Linked DNA regions of Homo sapiens: region 2 is linked to region 1. The links are chromatin loops, found by intact Hi-C in ENCODE. Cell type or tissue: GM12878. All regions are shown on one strand.

Evidence for each region. A loop is a pair of places that touch in the nucleus more often than their neighbours do. Peaks named below come from ENCODE experiments on the same cell type or tissue, not always from the same donor. Only the 100,000 strongest peaks of a DNase experiment are listed, where the experiment ranks them.
Region 2: a loop joins it to region 1, with 13 times the contacts of the local background. A loop is called at or near these places in 29 of 110 quality-filtered maps.

What each region holds. Positions count from the first base shown.
Region 1 is chr13:24,352,851-24,360,850 of GRCh38, reverse strand. No RefSeq gene overlaps it. Among named protein-coding and RNA genes, the nearest start is that of LINC00566, 25 kb to the right of the region's middle. In GM12878, no CTCF peak of the experiment used is centred here; a DNase peak (open chromatin) is centred at 3,682.
Region 2 is chr13:22,931,994-22,939,993 of GRCh38, reverse strand. It overlaps LOC124903230. Among named protein-coding and RNA genes, the nearest start is that of LINC00621, 20 kb to the right of the region's middle. In GM12878, no CTCF peak of the experiment used is centred here; no DNase peak of the experiment used is centred here.

The DNA.
Region 1 (8,000 bases):
GCAAGATCCCCTCTGCCCTCAGCAGGGATGCTGGGTGCCCTAGGGAGGCCTCAGCAGCCTGTTTCATAGCTGAGGACGCTGAGACCTGGAGCACAGGGATGCCCACCTGAGGCCCCACAGTTGGGGAGAAGCAGGCGTGAGGGTGGGGCCCTCTGGGTCAGATGCTGTCTGCCTGGCGGTATGGCTGTTGGAGTAGGGGGAGCTGGTTCGGGGAGGGGTCCGGGAGCCATTCCACTGGGGTAGTTGCAATGCCCAGAGCTAAGCTCTTGGTACTGGCTCTGTTCCATGCCCTGGGCAGGCATCGCCTCCTTCCATCCTCAAACCCTCTCCAAGGTACTCAGTATCTTATCCCTGTTCTGTTGATAGGGAAACTGAGTCAGGGTCGCCATCACTGGGCTGGCCAGATGAGCTTGGGTCCAGGCCCAGGCAGCCCTGCTTTGTGGGTATGAAAGGCCTGGTCCCCACTGCCAGGCCAGCACCCAGCTATGGGTGGTGACCAGGCCCGGGGCCTCAACGTGCACACACACGAGCTGGGTTCCTAGCGGCCGCTTGACTTCACAGGATTGCTGAGAAAATCAAACAGGTTAATGAATGACAGTTGGTTGGACCCAAGTAAGGAGTTGTTAGTAAGTTCCTTTCTGGTATTTAACCAAAGCATTTGTTTGCAGCCCTGGGACTGTTTTCAAGAGGAAAAAGTCCCCGCAAAGCAGCAAGCAGAGTCTCTTTAATGTCCCTTCTTAAATTAAAAAAAAAAACGGTAGAAGTCAGGAGTAAAATTGCCTCTCATGAAGACACCACGGAGAACCGATGTAATTTCCATAATGCAGGACAACAATGAGCGCACAGCCTCATGGGAGAATAAATCCAGCCACTTTAAGGGAAGAAGGGAGGCGCTAAGTATATCACATCAAAAACTAACTTATGAACTTCAAATCTATGCACCAATTCAAAATCTGATTTAACAAACTGCTCTTACTAAAGTCAATTGGTAAGCATTCCATTATAAAAACAAATGAAATCTTCCCCGTCTATGAGATAAATAATTTTCTCCCCACACCTAAGCGGGAGGCATTAGCTTAACGAGTAACCATCTAAATTATGTATTAAACTCAATTACTTTGTATTACTGCTTTCCAGTTAGGGTTCCCTGATTGACTCACGTGGCATGGAGACTCCTCCCGGGCAGTCCCCGATCCTCCTGGCCCCTGGATCTGGCTCTGCAGATGCCATTCACCCCCAGCTTGAGTGTGTCTCTCCCTCGCTCTAAGAGAGTGAGGTGTGGCTTCTGATGGAGAGTGAACACGGACGGCGGCATGATCACCAGCTAAATCACCATCTCAATCTGCCAGAGGCACTCCTGGCGGCCACTTCTGAGGCTGCAGTATCTCCCGGCCCTCTAGAGAGAGCTCCCGAAATCACCAGCATCGCCAGGGCAGCTCTGCTGAGCCTGTGGCCTCTGCAGGTGCAACCAGTGTGTTGCTGCTACCATGAGTGTCTTCCTGTCCTCAGAGGTGCCAATCCCCCAGCTCCTGCCCTGTGCTGGCCATGCCTCAGCCAACACTGCACCACGGTGAACTCCCCTATGTAATCAAGAGCTTTCCTTTTAAGTATCCAGACTCTCTGAGAAGGGCTGTGTTCCTGGGCATATTTCTCAAACAGCAGGGACACACTCCTTTTAAAATGAAAAAACGTGTAGATTCCCAAGTGCAAAAATGCTACTTGTGAGGGGTCACTGCGCAGTGATCGCAGAGGCCAGCTTGCCCTGCAGAGCCCGCCGTGGCCTTTATGGAAGCCGAGGAGCTGTGGGAACCCCATTCCCCGGAGTCGCCGTGCACCGTGAGCTGCTCTGAGCAACACGGCGGGAGCTGGAGGATGGGGCCAGAAGGGGCTCGATGGTGAAAGCACACCGGGAGGGAGAAATGACTGGGCAGCCTGCTGCAGGTGGCAGACACCTGGGAACACGTAGCACAGGTGGGTGGGGAAACTAGGAGCACCGGTCAGGGGTCTGGGTGAGAAAGTAGCTCTGAAACGGCGACGTGAGGGAGGCGAGGGGTCGGTCATTCTGAGATTAGAGGAAGGAGTCCCAGCAGGGCAAGCCACCAGGGCAAAGGCTCTAAGCCCCCATCTCAGGGTGGGGGTGGCAGCAGGTGGGGACAGACACCTTCAGGCTGGGCTTCAAGAGAGGCCTCAGAGCTGGCACCAGAGGCCCCCTCTGTCCCCTTCTCTGACTGCAGGAAGAATAAAAGCCTGGAAAGAGGGCCTGGCCGAGTTACACAGAGGAGCCCCCTCAGCCAAAAAGAGCCAGGGGAGCCAGAAGCTGGAGAGCTGCTCAGGAGTTGGGGACGCTACAGGCAAGGTCCCTGCTTATTCCTGAGTCTTGGCTTGGAAGCCTCGAACTTTCATGTCCACCCAGGCTTCTCTGAGCGACCCTAACAGGGACCAAAGGCCCAGCAGCCCACACATCACCCTTGATTGGCACGAGGTGGGGATGGGGCCCCCCAGGGCCCTGGGAAAGGGGGCTGGACTTGAGCTGCCAGGTAGGGGCCCCCTGTGGGGCTTGGGGTGGGTGGGGCAGGGGTGGAGCTGGCTGGGCCTCACAGGCCCGGGAGCCAAGGAGACAGCTTCAGTGCCTTCCCTGGGGATCCCCAGACCAGGCACTCCGAGAAGCCGGCTCTGCACCATGACAGCCACTGCTGCCACACCACCTAGGTCCCAGAATGAACCCTGCCAGCCCACCCCAGAGACCGAGAGACAGGTAGGTGAGCCGCAGAAGGGACCCAAGGGCACTGAGACAGAGGCTTAAAAGGCCAAATCTAGCTTTAAGTCATGGAATCAAGCAGCCGACCATCCCGGTACCCGGCCACAATGGCATCCAGAGAGCGGCCCCCCAGCAGTGTCATTCGGGCCCCGTCCGGTTCCTGTTCAGGGCCTGGAAGGCCTCCGTGATTTAGCTGCACAAGCCTGGGGCTGTGGCACTGTCGGAGGACCTGCCTGGCCTCTTCATGCCGACGAGGTTCTCATGTAACCGGCAGCATAACCCGCAGGGCCAGATTGACCTTCTCACCTAACCTGAGAGGGAGAAGAACCAAGGGGCTCTCAGGAATAAGGCATTCTTCTGGGCAATCGGGAGTGCAGGGGGCTGAGCTGGGATTCCAATTCTGCATCACAGTGGGCTCCAGGTTCCGCAGCAGTTTCAGGGGCGACATTACCGAGGTCCTCGTGGGCGGGAGAGGGAAGTGTGATGGGGCACGTCAAGGACGAGGTGCCAGCTGGCCACTGAAGGATGGTGGGGCTCCATTCAGCAGAGGTGGGGGCTGTGATGGGGGTGGATGGGTGTGTGAGGTGATTGGATTTGTGTGTGTGGTGTGTGTGATGAGTGTGTGCGGTGCATGGTGTCTGTGTGATGGCCCGATTTGTGTGTGTGGTGTGTGTGATGAGTGTGTGTGGTGCATGGTGTCTGTGTGATGGCCCAGTGTGTGTGGCCGTGTGTGCAGGTGTATGTGTGATGAGTTTGTGTGTGTGGTGTGTGTGTGCCTGTGATGGTTGAGTGTATATATGGTGTGGTGCGTGTGGTGTCTGGCAGGTGTGCATGTGTGTGTGTGATGAGTGTGTGTGGGTTGCTTGTGATGAGTGTGTATGATGAGCGTATGTGTGGTATGTGTGACGTGTGTGATGATCATGTGTGATGAATGTGTTTGCGATGAGTGTGTGATGAGTGTGCACGGTGTGAGTGTGATTAATGTGCATGATGAGCGTGTGTGGCATGTGTGATGAGCATGTGTGATAAGCATGTGTGTGGCATGTTTGATGAGCATTGTGTGGCATGTGTGTGATGAGTGTGTGATGAACGTGTGTGTTGTGTGTGTGATGAATGTGTGTGATGAGTGTGTGTGGTGTGCATGTGATGAGTGTATGAATATGTGTGTGGTGTGTGATGAATGTGTGTGATCAGCACGTGTGATGAGCATATGTGTGGTGTGTGATTAGTGTGTATGATGACTGTGTGTGTGGTGTGTGTGATGAGCATGTGTGTGATGAGTGTGTGATGAGCATGTGTGTGATGAGCATGTGTGTGATGAGCATATGTGATGTGTGTGTGATGAGTGTGTGTGGTGTGTGATGAGTGTGTGATGAGCATGTGTGTAATGAGCATGTGTGCTATGTGTGTGTGTGATGAGTGTGTGATGATCATGTGTGGTGTGTGTGTGGAGTGAGCGTGGTGTGTGATGAGCATGTGTGATGAGTTGTGTGTGTGATGAGTGCATGTGGTATGTGATGCATGTGTGTGATGAGCATGTGTGTGGTGTGTGTGATGCGTGTGTGTGATGAACATGTGTGTGGTGCATGTGTGTGATGAACGTATGTGTGATGAGCATGTGTGGTGTGTGTGTGAACATGTGTGTGATGAACATGTGTGTGATGAGCGTGTGTGGTGTGTGTGTGATGAGCATGCGTGTGATAAGTGTGTGTGGTGTGTGTGTGATGAGTGTGTGTGATGGTGTGCGTGGTGTGTATGATGTGTGTGTGAGCATGTGTGTGGTGCATGAGTGTGATGCATGTGAGATGCGTGTGTGTGATGAACATGTGTGATGAGTGTATGTGTGGTGTGTGATGAGCATGTGTGTGATGTGTGTGTGGTGTGTGTGTGATGAGCGTGTGTGTGATGAGTGTGTGGTGTGTGTGTGATGAGTGTGTGTGTGGTATGTGATGAGCATGTGTGTGATGAGTGTGTGTGGTGTGTGTGATGAGCATGTGTGTGATGAGTGTGTGTGGTGTGTGTGTGATGAGTGTGTGATGAGCATGTGTGTGATGAGTGTGTGTGGTGTGTGTGATGAGCATGTGTGTGATGAGTGTGTGTGGTGTGTGTGTGATGAGTGTGTGTGTGGTATGTGATGAGCATGTGTGTGATGAGTGTGTGGTGTGTGTGATGAGTGTGTGTGATGAGCGTGTGTGATGAGTGTGTGTGGTGTGTGTGATGAGCATGTGTGTGATGAGTGTGTGTGGTGTGTGTGATGAGCATGTGTGTGATGAGTGTGTGTGGTGTGTGTGTGATGAGTGTGTGATGAGCATGTGTGTGATGAGTGTGTGTGGTGTGTGTGATGAGCATGTGTGTGATGAGTGTGTGTGGTGTGTGTGTGATGAGTGTGTGTGTGATGAGTGTGTGTGTGGTGTGTGTGGGGAGCGGGGATGGGTGCAGGTGGAGGTGGGTGTGCTCACCAGCCGTGTTCTGAGGCTCGTCCTGGTCCCAGGCCCCAGTGCTGTACCTGGCACAAGAGGTGGGAAGGACCACTGCTCCCCCCAGTAGCCAGAGCAGTGTCCCGCTTTGTCTCTTCCTTCACCACTGAGTAGCCCCAGCCATGTGATGTCATCTCCCCAGGCCTCACCCGCCTCTCTGCTCCTCCCCGTGGACTATGGGGTCGGCACAGGGACTCTATCTGGCTACCCAGTGGCCCCTCTGACCATGCCTGCCTGCTGGAGAATCCTCCTCGCATCCTCCGAGCCAGGCCAGGCGTGGCCTCGCTGTGCGGCCGTCCTCTTCCTGTGTCCACCCACCGCGTTTCAGTGGCTCCATCCTTTGTGCCACTACCAACCCCTGGACATTCCTCAGTCCCTCCAGGGACAGTGTGACTCACAGGGCTGGTGTGCTGAACAAGGGCTGAGCTTGGCCGAGCACTGCAGGAGCTAGGACGGGGGTAGTGGCCCTTGAGCCCTCTAGAGTGCCTGGCCCTATGCTGGACTCTGAGGGGCCACAGGCAGAGAGAGAACCTGGCCTCAGCCTCTGAGACTGAGGAGCCCTAGTTCAAGTGTGTGGGCCAGGCAGGAGAGAGCCCTGAAGTTGGAGCAGTCAAGGAAAGCTGCCTGGAGGAGGAGGCCTTGGAGTCACAGCTCAATGGCACCTGAGAAGGACGGCCAGGGTCCCCACCCGGGGCCTGCATCCCTCTCCATCAGCACAGCTCGGGGGAATGGCCTCGAGCTTCCATGCCAATGACAGACGGCGCGAAAGCGCTGTCCCCACAGTGGGCACGGAAAACCACCGACCCTCACCCTGTCTTTCATAATCCCTGAAGTTTGCTTTTTGTTTGATTGATGAATTCCTTTGATGTTCAAGAAAGAAATTAATTTTTCTTATTCCTCAAGTGGTCATTAGAAAAACTTTTAATGAATACAGTAAAAACCAGCTAATTATTGCGATGGCATTTTACTCTAAGTAAAATTGACAGGAACCAAGAAGATGGTGCCTATAATTCTCCTCAGTTTATTAAAACCCATTTATCACATTTTATCCTAGAGGAAACTGATCATACCAGTCTGTGAATTTTCAACTAACATTTCCTCACTGCATCTAATATGTAAGAAGCGTTTACTGACATTAAAGTCTTAATGCATTATATGGAGATGAACTTGCATTCTAATTGCTGTTCTTGGGGAGCAATGGGGAAGAGAATGATTCTGTTCTGCACACTCCAGATGAAGCCAATGCATGCTTAATGTGAGGCCTCTAACTAGAAAAAAATTCCCTTCTCAGTTTCAGCAGAGTTGATCACCTACCAACACAGGCACTACACGGTCATTTTTCCTTGTGAAATGTGTGCTGGGGGCCTTGGTGTTGGAGCCCTCCCCCTACCGTAAGGGTGGTGCCCGTGCTTCAGAAACTCACCATGTCCATCCATTCCCTGAATGACCACTGTGAACCCACACGGCCCAGGTGCCTCCAGAAGCCTGGCAGACAATTTCTAACTGTGAAAGAAAGTGTTTGTTTCTGTTTTTTGTTAAAAGTCAGAAGTTACATTCTTCCAAAAACCATTGGAAAATTTAGCTTTTTATTATACAACCTGCTCTGAGAGCCTTTTATTGTGCCAGATCATGAAATATCACAGGCTCAGAGGATGTGACATCTGATTCACTTCCTAAATATGAGTTGCTTCTGTTGAGTTTTGCCACCAGCAGCTCCCACATGCTTGCACCCGTACCTACATGTTCATGCAGAGACCCACCCAGCTTCTGCTCACAGACATACATCTCACCTCCCACACCATCTTCCCTGCTTATGATGTTTAATTTTAGGTGTCAACTTGACTGCACTAAGGAAGGGTTGCCTAGATAGCTGATAAAATGTCATTTCTGGATGTGTCTGTGAGGGGGTCTCTGGAAGAGATTAACATTTGAGTCAGTGGACTGCGTACAGACCTGCCCTCCTCAAAGTGAGCAAGCATCACTTAATCCATGGAGGGCCTGAATAGAACAAAAAGGCTGAGGAAGGGTGAATTCACTTTCTTTTTTAGCTGGGACATCCATCCTCTTCTGCCATCGAACATTGGTGCTTCTGGTTCTCCAGTCTTTGGACTCAGATCGAAGAACACCATTGACTTTCCTGGGTCTCCAGCTGGCAGATGGCAGACTGTGGGACTTCTTGTCCTCCATAACTACATAGTTCCTATAATAAATCTATCTATCTATCTATCTATCTATCTATCTATCTATCTATCTATCTATTCTATTGATATATATATACTATTGATACATATATTCTATAGACATATATATCTATTGATATATATCTATATCTATCTATTTATCTATCTATCTATCTATCTATTCTATTGAGTCTGTTTCTTTGTAGAACTCTGACTAATATAGATTTTGGTACCAAGAGTGGATCTAGAGGACCAGAATTTTGAGGATGAGTTTTCTGAATTCTTTCTGGAGTTTCTGGAATTGGATCTTTAATCTGACTATATGTGAAGACACTAACGATTCTATTTCCAGTAGTAAAGAGAGCACTGATCATCCATGGCATAAACTATACAGATATGCAAAATATCTGCATTGGATCCTCCTAATAAACCACTTATAAGAAGCAAGAAGCTACATGACTCTGTATATCATACTTTTGAACATTTTAGGAAAACTGAGGAATATAATGACATTGGTTGCTTTTAATATCATTGCACAAAGTGGTAAAAGAAAAAGATGAGCTCAGGGATTGAAATTCCCAGCTC
Region 2 (8,000 bases), 1.4 Mb after region 1:
TCCTCTGGGGACCCTGGGTGCACCAAGATGTTTTAGAAGGAGCTGCACCGGCTTGGAGGCAAGAAGGGCAGGAAGAGGCTGTGGAGGTGCCCAGGAGGAGAGGCTGTGTCTTAAGGTCTTGGGTATTTAGAAATCTGTTTTACACAGGCTCTCTTTTTGATTTTATGCAAAGGGGGGTTTCACAGCTACACACATTTATTCCAATGTTCCATCGGGGAGAGCTTTCCCAGAATCAAGCGGCTCCAAGTCCCCATGGCTCTTGAGGTGACTCCAGTGCACATTGGATGCTTCCAGGGTGCCCCAGGGTCCCTTGGGGGCTCTGTGGAGCTTCTGTTTCTGAGGGTGGAGGCCTGTGTTCATGTGAGGGTGGAGGCCTGTGTTCATCTGAGGGTGGAGGCCTGTGTTCGTCTGAGGGTGGAGGCCTGTGTTCGTCTGAGGGTGGAGACCTGTGTTCGTCTGAGGGTGGAGGCCTGTGTTTGTCTGAGGGTGGAGGCCTGTGTTTGTCTGAGGGTGGAGACCTGTGTTCATTCTCCCTAAAGGCTTACCTTCTGGTGCCACCCTGCCATTCGTGGCTGTTTCCAGAGGCAAGCTGGAAGTGGGGTGCAGCTGGGGCTGTGGAAAGCACTCCCTGCAGTGCCCTGGGGGGTCTCTATTGGAACACAGTGACTGGAGCTGGAGGGGCTGGGGGTCCAAGGGAGGCCAAGATAAAGGCTGCCTGCATCAGGGCCTTCCCCAGCACCTGTCACTGAGGCTGCTGCAGGAACCAGGCAGGGATGACCTTCAGGCCTGGGGTCCTGATTGAGAAGTGACAAAGTGCTAGCAGCCCTCGCTCACTCTCGGCAACTCCTCAGGCCATGGAGTCCACTCTGGCCACGCTTGAGGAGCCCTTCAGCCTGCCGCTGCACTGTGGGAGCCCCTCTCTGGTCTGGCTGAGGCCAGAGCCAGCTCCCTCTGCTTGCTGGGAGGTGTGGAGAAAAAGGCACAGGTGGGAACCGAGGTTGTGCACAGTGCTCGCAGGCCAGCATGAGTTCCTGGTGGGCGCGGGCTCAGCGGGCCCCACACTCCCAGCAGCCGGCTGGTGCCGCCGGCCCCAGGCAGTAAGGGGCTTAGCACCCAGACCAGCAGCTGAGGAGGGTGCGCCGGGTCCCTCAGCACTGACGGCCCACCCGCGCTGTGGTTGAATTCTCGCCGAACCTCAGCCGCCTTCCCATGCTGCAGGGCTTGGGACCTGCAGCACCCCCATGCCCAAGCAACACCGCCCCCGCCGCAACTCCTGGGCTCCCGTGTGGCCCAAGCCTCCCCCACGGGCACCGCCCCTTGTTCTATAGTGCCTGGTCCCATTGACCACCCAAGGACTGAGGAGTGCAGGCACATAGCACTGGACTGGTGGGCAGCTCCGCCTATGGCCCTGGCACGGGATCCACTAGGAGAAGCCAGCTGGGCTCCTGAGTGGGGTGGGGACTTGGAGTACTTTTATGTCTAGCCGGAGGATTGTATATGCACCAATCAGCACTCTGTGTCTAGCTTGGGGTTTGTGGATACACCAATCAGCACTCTGTATCTAGCTTATCTGGTCGGGGCTTGGAGAACTTTTACCTCTAGCTAGAGGATTGTAAATACACCAGTCAGCGCTCTGTGTCTAGCTCAGGGATTGTAAATGCACCAATCAGCACCCTGTCAAAACGGACCAATCAGCTCTCTGTAAAATGGGCCAATCAGCAAGATGTGGGTGGGGTCAGATAAAGGAATAAAAGCAGGCTGCCCTAGCCAACAGTGGCAAGCTGCTCAGATAGCCTTCCACAGTGTGGAAGCTCTGTTCTTTTGTTCTTTGCAATAAATCTTGTTGCTGCTCACTGAGTCCGTGCTGTGTCTATGAGCTGTAACACTCACTGCAAGGTCTGCAGCTTCACTCTTGAGGCTAGCCAGACCAGCAATCCACCAACGGAAAAAGCTCCAAATGCATCCTAATGTCAGAAGGAACAAACTCTGGACACACCGTCTTTAAGAATTGTAACACTTACTGGGAGGGTCTGCGGCTTTGTTTTTGAAGTCAGTGAGACCAAGAACCCACCAATTTCAGACACATGATGACTTAGTTTTCGCCGTGATCCTGCTATCTGAGGGCTGAGGTTCTGCCTGGATAGCTGCCCCAAGAGGAGACCGGGCAAACCCTGGTTCCTGGGGTGGTCTCCTGCCTCCTGTCAGCAAGATTCCCCTCTGCCTGCGGCCGGGATGCTGGTTGCCCAAGGGAGGCCTCAGCAGCCTGTTTCATAGCTGAGGATGCTGAGGCCTGGAGAACAGGGATGCCCACTGGAGTCCCCAAAGCTGGTGAGAAGCAGGCGTGAGGGTGGGGCCCTATGGGTCAGATGCTGTCGGCCTGGTGGTATGGCTGCTGGAGGAGGGGGAGCTGGTTCGGGGAGGGGTCCAGGAGCCATTCTACTGGGGTAGTTGCAGTGCCCACAGCTCAGCTCTTGGCACTGGCTCTGTTACGTGCCGTGGGCAGGCATCGCCTCCTTCCATCCTAAAACCCTTTAGGTACTCAGTATCTTATTCCTATTTTGTTGATAGGGAAACTGAGTCAGGGTCGCCATCACTGGGCTGGCCAGATGAACTTGGGTCCAGGCCCAGGCGGACCTGCTTTGTGGGTGTGGCCTGGTCCCCACTGCCAGGCCAGCACCCAGCTACCGATCGTGACCAGGCCCACGGCCTCGATGTGTACACACAGGAGCTGGGTTCCTAGCGGCCGCTTGACTTCACAGGATTGCTGAGAAAATCAGACAGGTTAATGAATGACGGTTGGACCCTAGTAAGGAGTTGTTAGTAAGTTCCTTTCTGATATTTAACCAAAGCATTTGTTTGCAGCCCTGGGACTGTTTTCAAGAGGAAAAAGGCCCCGCAAAGAAGCAAGCAGAGTCTCTTTAATGTCCCTTCCTAAATTAAAAAAAAAAAAAACAGGTAGAAGTCAGGAGTAAAATTGCCTCTCATGAAGACACCACGGAGAACTGATGTAATTTCCATAATGCAGGACAACAATGAGCGCACAGCCTCATGGGAGAATAAATCCAGCCACTTTAAGGGAAGAAGGGAGGCGCTAAGTATATCACATCAAAAACTAACTTATGAACTTCAAATCTATGCACCAATTCAAAATCTGATTTAACAAACTGCTCTTACTAAAGTCAATTGGCGAGCATACCATTATAAAAACAAATGAAATCTTCCCCGTCTACTAGATAATTTTCTCCCCACACCTAAGCGGGAGGCATTAGCTTAACGAGTAACCATCTAAATTATGTATTAAACTCAATTACTTTGTATTACTGCTTTCCAATTAGGGTTCCCTGATTGACTCACGTGGCATGGAGACTCCTCCCGGGGAGTCCCCGATCCTCCTGGCCCCTGGATCTGGCTCTGCAGATGCCATTTGCCCCCAGCTTGAGTGTGTCTCTCCCTCGCTCTAAGAGAGTGAGGTGTGGCTTCTGATGGAGAGTGAACACGGACGGCGGCATGATCAGCTAAATCACCATCTCAATCTGCCAGAGCCACTCCTGGCGGCCACTTCTGAGGGTGCAGCATCTCCCGGCACTCTAGAGAGACCTCCTGAAATCACCAGCATCGCCAGGGCAGCTCTGCTGAGCCTGTGGCCTCTGCAGGTGCAAGCAGTGTGTTGCTGCTATGATGAGTGTCTACCTGTCCTCAGAGGTGTCAGTCCCCCAGCTCCTGCCCTGTGCTGGCCATGCCTCCGTCAACATTGCACCACGGTGAACTCCCCTATGTAATCAAGAGCTTTCCTTTTAAGTAACCAGACTCTCTGAGAAGGGCTGTGTTCCTGGGCATATTTCTCAAACAGCAGGGACAAACTCCTTTTAAAATGAAAAAACGTGTAGACTCCCAAGTGCAAAAATGCTACTTGTGAGGGGTCACTGCGCAGTGATCGCAGAGGCCAGCTTGCCCTGCAGAGCCCGCCGTGGCCTTTATGGAAGCCGGGGAGCTGTGGGAACCCCATTCCCCGGAGTCGCCGTGCACCGTGAGCTGCTCTGAGCAACACGGCGGGAGCTGGAGGATGGGGCCAGAAGGGGCTCGATGATGAAAGCACACGGGGAGGGAGGAATGACTGGGCAGCCTGCTGCAGGTGGCAGACACCTGGGAACACGTAGCACAGGTGGGTGGGGAAACTAGGAGCACCAGGTCGGGGATCTGGGTGAGAAAGTAGCTCTGAAACAGCGACGTGAGGGAGGCGAGGGGTCGGTCATTCTGAGATTAGAAGAAGGGGTCCCAGCAGGGCAAGCCACCAGGGCAAAGGTTCTAAGCCCCCATCTCAGGGTGGGGGTAGCAGCAGGTGGGGACAGACACCTTCAGGCTGGGCTTCAAGAGAGGCCTCAGAGCTGGCACCAGAGGCTCCCTCTGCCCCCCTCTCTGGCTGCAGGAAGAATAAAAGCCTGGAAAGAGGGCCTGGCCGAGTTACACAGAGGAGCCCCCTCAGCCAAAAAGAGCCAGGGGATCCAGAAGCTGGAGAGCTGCTCAGGAGTTGGGGACACTACAGGCAAGGTCCCTGCTTGTTCCTGAGTCTTGGCTTGGATGTGGCTTAGCATCGAACTTTCATGTTCACCCAGGCTTCTCTGAGTGACCCTGACAGGGATCAAAGGCCCAGCGGCCCACACATCACCCTTGACTGGCACGAGGTGGTGGTGGGGCCTCTCAGGGTACCAGGAAAGGGGGCTGGGCTTGAGCTGCCAGGTAGGGGACCCCTGTGGGGCTTGGGGTGGGTGGGGCAGGGGTGGAGCTGGCTGGGCCTCACAGGCCCGGGAGCCTAGGAGACAGCTTCAGTGCCTTCCCTGGGGATCCCCAGACCAGGCACTCCGAGAAGCCGGCTCTGCACCATGACAGCCATTGCTGCCACCCCACGTAGGTCCCAGAACGAGCCCTGCCAGCCCACCCCAGAGGCCGAGGGACAGGTAGGTGAGCTGCAGAAGGGACCCGAGGGCACTGAGACAGAGGCTTAAAAGGCCAAATCTAGCTTTAAGTCGTGGAGTCAAGCAGCCGACCGTCCCGACACGTGGCCACAATGGCATCCAGAGAGCGGTCCCCCCAGCAGTGTCATTCGGGTAGTAATGCGGGAAGGCCCCGTCCGGTTCGTGTTCAGGGCCCGGAAGGCCTCCGTGATTTGGCGGCACAAGCCTGGGGCTGTGGCACTGTCGGAGGACCTGCCTGGCCTCTTCATGCCAATGAGGTTCTCATGTAACCCCCAACATAACCCGCAGGGCCAGATTGACCTTCTCACCTAACCGGAGACGGAAAAGAACCAAGAGGCTGTCAGGAATAAGGCATTTCTCCGGGCAATCAGGTGTGCAGGGGCTGAGCTGGGATTCCAATTCTGGGTTACAGTGGGCTCCAGGTTCCGCAGCAGTTTCAGGGGCGACATTACCGAGGTCCTCGTGGGCGGGAGAAGGAAGTGCGATGGGGCACGTCAAGGACGAGGTGCCAGCTGGTCATTGAAGGATGGTGGGGCTCCATTCAGCAGAGGTGGGGGCTGTGATGGGGGTGGATGGGTGTGTGAGGTGATTGGGTTTGTGTGTGATGAGTGTGTGTGTGTGTGGTGCATGGTGTCTGTGTGATGGCCCAGTGTGTGTGGCTCTGTGTGCAGGTGTATGCGTGATGAGGTGTGTGTGTGTGGTGTGTGTGCGTGTGATGGTTGAGTGTATATATGGTGTGGTGTGTGTGGTGTCTGGGATGTGTGTGTGATGACTGTGTGTGGTGTGCGTGTGACGAGTGTGCATAATGAGCATGTGTGTGGTGTGTGTGATGTCTGTGATCGTGTGTGATGTGTGTGTGAGTGTGATGAGTGTGCATGGTGTGTGTGTGATGAGCATGTGTGTGCCGTGTGTGATGAATGTGTGTATGGTGTATGTGATGAATGTGTGTGATGAGTGTGTGGTGTGCATGTGATGAGTGTGTGAACATGTGTGTAGTGTTTGATGAATGTGTGTGATGAGCATGAGTGATGAGTATATGTGTGGTGTGTGTGATGAGTTTGTATGACTGTGTGTGTGGTGTGTGATGAGCGTGTGTCTGTGATCAGTGTGTGATGAGCGTGTGTGATGAGTGTGTGTGCTGTGTGTGATATGTGTGTGATGAGCATGTGTGTGGTGCATGTGTGTGATGAGTGTGTTATGAGCATGTGATGCATGTGTGATGAGCATGTGTGTGATGAGTGTGTGTGATGAGTGCGTATGGTGTGTGTGATGAGAATGTGTGTGATGAGCATGTGTGTGGTGTATGTGTGTAATGAATGTGTGTGATGAGTATTATGAGCGTGTGGTGTGTGATGAGTGTGTGATGAGCATGTGTGTGACGAGTGTGTGTGGTGTGTGTAAAATGTGTGTGATGAGTGTGTGGTGTGTGTGATGAGCGTGTGTGATGAGTGTGTGGTTGTGTGATGAGTGTGTGTGTGATGAGTGTGTGTGTGGTGTGTGTGGGGAGCGGGGATGGGTGCAGGTGGAGGTGGGTGTGCTCACCAGCCGTGTTCTGAGGCTCGTCCTGGTCCCAGGCCCCAGTGCTGTACCTGGCACAAGAGGTGGGAAGGACCATTGCTCCCCCCAGTAGCCAGAGCGGTGTCCGGCTTTGTCTCTCCCTTCACCACTGAGTAGCCCCAGCCATGTGATGTCATCTCCCCAGGCCTCACCCGCTTTTCTGCTCCTCTCCGTGTACTGTGGGATCGGCACAGGGACTCCATCTGGCGACCCAGTGGCCCCTCTGACCATGCTTGCCTGCTGGAGAATCCTCCTCGCATCCTCCGAGCCAGGCTCCAGGGACAGCGTGGCTCACAGGGCTGGTGTGCTGAACAAGGGCTGAGCTTGGCCGAGCACTGCAGGAGCTAGGACGGGGGTAGTGGCCCTTGAGCCCTCTAGAGTGCCTGGCCCTATGCTGGAATCTGAGGGGCCACAGGCAGAGAGAGAAACTGGCCTCAGCCTCTGAGACTGAGGAGCCCTAGTTCAAGTGTGTGGGCCAGGCAGGAGAGAGCCCTGAAGTTGGAGCAGTCAAGGAAAGCTGCCTGGAGGAGGAGGCCTTGGAGTCACAGCTCAATGGCACCTGAGAAGGACGGCCAGGGCCTCCACCCGGGGCCTGCATCCCTCTCCATCAGCACACCTCGGGGGAATGGCCTCGAGCTTCCATGCCAATGACATACGGCGGGAAAGCGCTGTCCCCACAGTGGGCACGGAAAACCACTGGTCCTCACCCTGTCTCGCATAATCCCTGAAGTTTGCTTTTTGTTTGATTGATGAATTCCTTTGATGTTCAAGAAAGAAATTAATTTTACTTATTCCTCAAGTGGTCATTAGAAAAACTTTTAATGAATACAGTAAAAACCAACTAATTATTGCAATGGCATTTTACTCTAAGTAAAATTGACAGGAACCAAGATGATGGTGCCTATAATTCTCCTCAGTTTATTAAAACCCATTTATCACATTTTATCCTAGAGGAAACTGATCATACCAGTCTGTGAATTTTCAACTAATATTTCCTCACTGCATCTAATATGTAAGAAGCATTTACTGATATTAAAGTCATAATGCATTATATGGAGATGAACTTGCATTCTAATTACTGTTCTTGGTGAGGAATGGGGAAGAGAATGATTCTGTTCTGCACACTCCAGATGAAGCCAATGCATGCTTAATGTGAGGCCTCTAACTAGAGAAAATTCCCTTCTCGGTTAAGCACAGTTGATCACCTACCAACACAGGCACGACACGGTCATTTTTCCTTGTGAAATGTGTGCTGGGGGCCTTGGTGTTGGAGCCCTCCCCCTACCCTAAGGGTGATGCCCGTGCTTCAGAAACTCACCATGTCCATCCATTCCCTGGATGACCGCTGTGAACCCACACGGCCCAGGTGCCTCCAGAAGCCTGGCAGACAATTCCTAAGTATGAAAGAAAGTGTTTGTTTCTGCTTTTTGTTAAAAGTCAGAAGTCACATTCTTCCAAAAACCATACTTG